Linked DNA regions of Homo sapiens: region 1 is linked to region 2. A link is an interaction called in ENCODE POLR2A ChIA-PET data of the cell type or tissue named here. Cell type or tissue: K562. All regions are shown on one strand. Links, peaks and the distances in the headings refer to the core of each region. The heading gives the core; the rest is flanking DNA.

Evidence for each region. Peaks named below come from ENCODE experiments on the same cell type or tissue, not always from the same donor. Only the 100,000 strongest peaks of a DNase experiment are listed, where the experiment ranks them.
Region 1: POLR2A ChIA-PET joins it to region 2 with 5 read pairs; 2 of 35 experiments call an interaction of 5 or more read pairs at or near these places.

What each region holds. Positions count from the first base shown.
Region 1 is chr19:1,835,413-1,838,302 of GRCh38, reverse strand. The region is part of intron 1 of REXO1 (RNA exonuclease 1 homolog); the gene reads left to right. Among named protein-coding and RNA genes, the nearest start is that of REXO1, 12 kb to the left of the region's middle. RefSeq lists enhancers at 250-1,244, 1,911-2,876, 2,877-2,890. In K562, for the core only: a CTCF peak has its summit at 516 (motif pointing left); DNase peaks (open chromatin) are centred at 502 and 1,312; H3K4me3 peaks cover 1,571 bases.
Region 2 is chr19:2,351,810-2,354,699 of GRCh38, reverse strand. SPPL2B (signal peptide peptidase like 2B) reads right to left here. Exons shown (of 15, transcript NM_152988.3): 15 at 1-1,754. The coding sequence ends at 1,491. Among named protein-coding and RNA genes, the nearest start is that of TMPRSS9, 7.0 kb to the left of the region's middle. In K562, for the core only: no CTCF peak of the experiment used is centred there; no DNase peak of the experiment used is centred there.

The DNA of each region.
Region 1 (2,890 bases), core at 109-2,608, 520 kb after region 2:
TCTTGTTGCCCAGGCTGGAGTGCGGTGGCGCCATCTCAGCTCACTGCAGACTCCACCTTCCGGGTTCAAGCAATTCTCCTGCCTCAGCCTCCTGAGTAGCTGGGGTTATAGGCACCCCCACACCCGGCTAATTTTTTGTAGTTTTAGTAGGGACGGGGTTTCCCCATGTTGGCCAGGCTGGTCTCAAACTCCTCACCTCAAATCATCCACCTGCCTCGGCCTTGGGCTCAGCCTCCCAGAGCGCGGGGATTAGAGCCGTGAGCTACTGCGCCCAGCCTGTTTCTACATTGTTTTGAAAGGCAGTGACCTCTGTCCTGGTTACCGTCCCTGTCCCCTAGCCTCGAGCTGTAAGCCTTGGGACAGCAGCGCGTCCAGTCATGGCATGTGGGGACGGCCGCCCCATGAGGTGAATAAATGCCCAGGACGCCCCAGAGAGCAGAGCTGGTGGTCCCCGGTCAGGCCGGGACCTTTTTCTTTTTCTCCCCTGGACCCTGCCGTGTGGCTCCACCTGCTGGGCGGTCCTGGCACTGCACACTGCGCTGTCGAGGTGGGGAGGGCGGTGCCTTGGAGCAGAGGGGAGGCTCGGATCGCAGCCCTGGGGGTCGAGGAGAACCCTGGGGGCAGTGGGGTAGACCCCAGGTGCCGCTGCTGCAGGCACAGCCCAGCCTCCACAGCAAGCTCTGAGACCTGGGTGGAGTCTGGTGTGGGGGGTGGGGCAGAGCTGGGCCACCTTGGATTTCAGAGAGGGTATTGGAAGCTGCTGGGTGGTGGAGGTCCAGGCCCCCGGCACTGGCTGGACTTTTCCTCGAAGCCCTCTCCAGGTGACCCTGTTTCTGCCCCGTGTGGTCTAGGAGCTGTGGGACCTCCTCTGGGTGCAGAGTGCTGGTCCCTTTGCCTCTGAGCAGCGGGTTCCTATCTGTCCAGTGGGCTGTGCATGGAGGGCCCCGGGCGCCCGCATGTCCAAGGATGGGGCTGGAGGACGTCCCACTGTGAGGGTTGGAGGGGAGGCCCCAGGAGCAGGGACCCCCAGAGTGGACGTATGGCCATTTGTGGGGACCTTATGGTTACTCTGCCGTCCGCAGGAGGTGGACTTCAGGGGTGCTGTCCTCCAGACCCCTCTTCCCAGAGGGTCTGTTATGGGATGGGCGCTCCCGTGGACACAACCAGCCCCTGCCTTGCGCTTCGCGAGGGTCAGCCCCGTGCCTTCTCTGCCGCTGTGGCTGTTTTGGGAATGTCCTCTTCTGTCTCCACCTTCAAAGCCTCAGGCCGCCCAGATGGCTCCCCCAGGGGCTAGGTTGGGGGTAGTCTTGCTTATCTCATGCCGCAGTGTCAGGCTTATCTTTTTTGTCCAGCTAAGCCCCAGGCGGGAGGGACTGTCTGTTTCCATCTGGGGTCTCTGCCTGGCCTGTTCTGGGCCAGCATGCGGGGCCCACTGCCTGGGCTGGAGGGGCCAGTCCTGCTGATGCCTGGTTGCGTTGAGAGCCCTGCGGGCCCACCGAACGGTGTCCGGAGCAGGGGCTGGGCCTGCCGGGTTCTTTTTTTTTTTTTTTTTTTTTTTTGAGACAGTCTTGCTCTGTTGCCCAGGCTGCAGTGCGATGGCGTAATCTTGGCTCACCGCAGTCTCCGCCTCCCGGGTTCAAGTGATTCTCCTGTCTCAGCCTCCCAAGTAGCTGGGACTATAGGCGCCTGCCGCCACGCCCGGCTAATTTGTGTTTTCTTAGTAGAGACGGGGTTTTACCTTATTGTCCAGGCTGGTCTCGAACTCCTGACCTCAGGTGATCCACCCGTCTCGGCCTCCTACAGTGCTGGGATTACAGGCATGAGCCATCGTGTCCAGCCAGCCTGCCGGGTTCTTTAGAGCCACTGAGTCTCCCCGTCTGGGTGGGAGGGGCCTGGGGCTCCTTGTGGGGCTAGGAGCTGCCGGCTCTCGCTGGCACTGGGTGTCCTCATCTTTGAAATGGGCTGACTGAGAGAAGACAGGAGTTTGGACGGGTCTCACTAGAGAACGTTCTGGAAGTTCAGGTTGGGATCTTCGTGCTCCATGATCTTGTCATTTTTGCTGCCTTTCAGTCTCCGTGTGGGGTTGGAGCTCATGCCAGGTTCTCCCCATTGCTGGGGACAGGACAGCTGTGTGGGTGGATTGAGTGTGGTGGGGCGGGGGCAGTGGGAGCAGAGAGGAGAGTGGATGCCCAGGGTGAGGGGTTTCTGGGCCAAGGGAAGGTTTGGGGGCCAGGAGATGGCCTTGGGCAGATAGTGCTGGTCCCAGGCCCCACACCTAGAACCCTGGGAAGAAATATCATCTTTGTCATCCAGCCCGTCCCGGGGCTGCAGGGCACTGGTCTCAGGAGATGCGGTCAGGATGGGTGGTGTAGGGAGTGGGCTCTCTCCTAGGCCGGGACAAGGCTGGGCTGCGTTGCCCTGGGCTGAGCCCTGGCTGGAGAGGCTGGGGAAGATAGCCAGCCAGGCGTTGTGGCCTCTCAGGACCACTGGGGCTGGGTGGTACCTCCCAGTCCTGGCCTTGGGGTGAAGCAGGGAGGAAGGGGCAGCTCCCAGGCCTCTGGAGGTAGGCTTTTCCTGTCAGCCAATTCACCATGTTTCCCAGAAACAGACTGACCTGGGCCACATCCAGGAAGGAGCCCACCTGCTCCTATCCAAAGTAATTCCCAGCCGTGGGACGGGGCCTGGACGGGCCCCTCCTACTTCCAGAGTCGGCATTCATTTATGTATGTGTGTGTGTATGTATGTATGTATGTGTGTATGCATGTATAGCTCTGTCGCCCAGGTTGGAGTGCAGTGGTGCGTTCTCGGCTCACTGCAACCTCCACTTCCCAGGTTTAGGTGATTCTCCTGCCTCAGCTTCCCGACTAGCTGGGATTACAGGCGCCTGCCA
Region 2 (2,890 bases), core at 257-2,756:
TCAAACGTCCAACACCAAAAAAGAGACGTCCCCACCCCGTCCCCATGTACAAAATGGCTTCAGTGAAGGCGCCATTACTCCCTGGGAAGCTGGTATTTTTTGTAAGGGATCAGGGCTCACCCCTGCCACCCTCTGTCCGGAACAGACCCGTGAGAGCGCAGCGCTCAGCAGTCCCCGTGTGCAGCTGGGGACGACTGACTTGACAGAAACAGATTCTGGACTCGAGTCTGGAGGCCGCACTCAACAGGGCGGGTGGCGGGCGGGAGCTGGGGCCCAGGCACCACAGACAGCCAGGGTGCGGGCTCTGTCTCTGCGGCCACAGGGAGCGCTGCTTCGGAAGTGACCACGTGCAGCGAGGGGAGGATGCCGGGGCCTGGGGCCACGCCTCGGTCAGTTCCCGCACGGACGTCTCTGCCCTGGAGTCAGGAGGACCCCATCAGTGAGTAGACCATGCCAGTGGCAGATGTCCTCGTGGGTTCCAGAAGCTCCTAGCTGCTGGGTCCAGAGGGTTAAGAACCCAGGCACCAATGCCGCTGCCACAGGGAGAACCGAGGCCCAAGCCCCTCTCAGCAGAAAAGCAACACGGGGCCCACACGGGAAGCGAGGTTGGGTGCCGGGAGCTACCAGGACCTCCCACGACCCAGTCCCTCCCTCCCAGGGCTCCAGGGACCCCTGAGGGCCTGACCCAGCCTGCCTGGCGCCCACCCCTGCTTGTCAGAAGGGCAGTCTGAGAGACGTCCACCCCACCAGGTGGCACCAGCAGGACTTCTAGAAGTTGCGACCATTTATTAAAATGGGGAGGAGTGTGCAGGCATGGCCAGGCACCTCTGGCTGAGGGCAGGGCAGGGCCTTAGCCAGGGGAGCAGCTTGTCCACTTACTGCCAGCCTTGTTCACGCCCCAAAACCCCGCCCCACGGGCCTGTCTCAGCCAGCGTCAGGGGCCAGAGGCCGCCCCGGCCACTGGTCCGTGTCCTAGGCTTGGAGGCAGCTTCCAAACCTCCCAGGGGCTCCGATCTGCTCAAGAGGGAAAAGCGATGCCTTCTGGGAGACAGAAAGCTGCTCTTCCACCCGGAGAGCAGGATGCCGTGGGGAGGGAGGTCACCTGAAGGCCGAAGCAGCTGGTGAGCACCAAGTGTGGCCGCGGCCAGAGTCCACCCACGCCTGCTCACTCATGCAGACGACGCTTGAGGGTCTGCAGAGAGGCCGGGCAGGGCCTGCGAGGACGGACCCCGGTGGGGAGGATGGACCCGCAGAGAGCTTGTGGCAGCCGGGCGAGCTGGGAGCAGCAGGCGTGCAGCCGGGGCAGCTGGGCTGGGCGCGGGCACAGACCGCAGGGGTCTCGGCAAGGATGAGCACCATGTTGGGGCGGGTGGGGACGGCACAGGCCTCGGTCCCGGGGGACAGGCGTCTGTCTGTCTGTCTCCAGTGGGCGCCAGGCAGCCCCAACATCTTGGTGTGGCGGGCACGGCAGCGAGCGTCTCACCCCTCCCCTAGGCCGAGGCGCCAGGCTGGGTTACCGGGGACGGCTGGGCCTGGTCCCGGCCCTCGGATTCAGCTGGGCTCCCAGGCTCCCGCATGGGGGCTCCAGCCCCCATCTCCTCGGACGTGCGTGATTTTGGGGACTGCTCAGCAGGCCAGGGGGATGTGGCTGGTTCTTCGCTGGGCGGCTGCGGGGAGAGTGGCGTGGCAGAGTCTTTGGGAGGCTGCGGGCCGTCGGCTGGTGCTGGGGCCCACGGAGATGGAGGTAGGACTTTCTACAGGAGAAGGGAGGCAGAGGTGAGGCGGAGACAGGGACCCAGAGGAGGACCCTGGCAGGGGCCAGGACACCCAGCACCCGCAGGCCACGGGGGCAGGGTCAAAATGAGGCGCCATCCCCAGGGGCTCTGGACCCAAGGAGGGGGCCGGCTCCATAACCTACGGGCACCCAGGACCCTGTCCATCGGCACAGGTGCCGCGGGAGGGCCATCCGAGGCCAGCAGAGGCTGGGAGCTGTGCAAAGCCTCTCCAAAGAAAAGCCTGGACTACCGTCTCTCGCCCCTGGGCCTGGTCCCCGGCTTCTCCTGAACCTTCTGAAATGCCCATCAGAATGGGGAGACCTTTGGGGTGGGGGTGCTGGCCCCAGGAGACTTCTCCCTGGGGCCTGGTCTCAGGCCATGGTCCCATCTGTGGGACCCATGAGCCCAGCTCGGCACTGGAACCACAGCTCGACCCAATGCATCACACCAGTGCGGCAGGGACGGGTGTGGTTTAACCTCCACAAAAACATGACGTAGGACCCCATGCGCGGCCAGCACCGCTGAGAAGCGCGGCATCTCCCCCAGAGGGAGATCAGCTATGGGAGGAGCTGCACCCATGCCCAACAGCCTGAGGATCGCCCTATGGCGCAGGGCTGCTCCCTGGGCGGTCATGGACTCCAAGAGGCGCTGCCCGGAGGGGCGGGGGCAGCTCTCGGGCGCAATGCGCCTGAGTCCCGGGAACCCAGGAAGTCACCTGAGCGGCACACTGGAAGGGGGGGTCCCACCCACTCCTGTTCACAAAAAATCACAAGAGCAGAACCGACGTGGCGTAAGCCCTCCCTGCATCTCACGTTTAACCCTTGCCAACCACCCCCTGCCTTGCCAAGGGGGACAGGGGACAGGGCTTCCACAGCCAGGGCAGGCCTGCTCCCCTCGTCCAGGGCCCTGCGGCCCCACCCCCAGTCAGGCGCCTCGCTCTCGGCAGGAGAGGCGATGGATGCCCGATGCCCACGCAGGTGGGGCACTACTATTTGGGAGAAGCAACTTTAGAAAGGACATGGCACCCCCGAGTCCCAGCCGGCACCCCCGCGTCCCACCCGGCACCCCTGGGCCCCACCCGGCACCCCCGCGTCCCACCCGGCACCCCCGGGCCC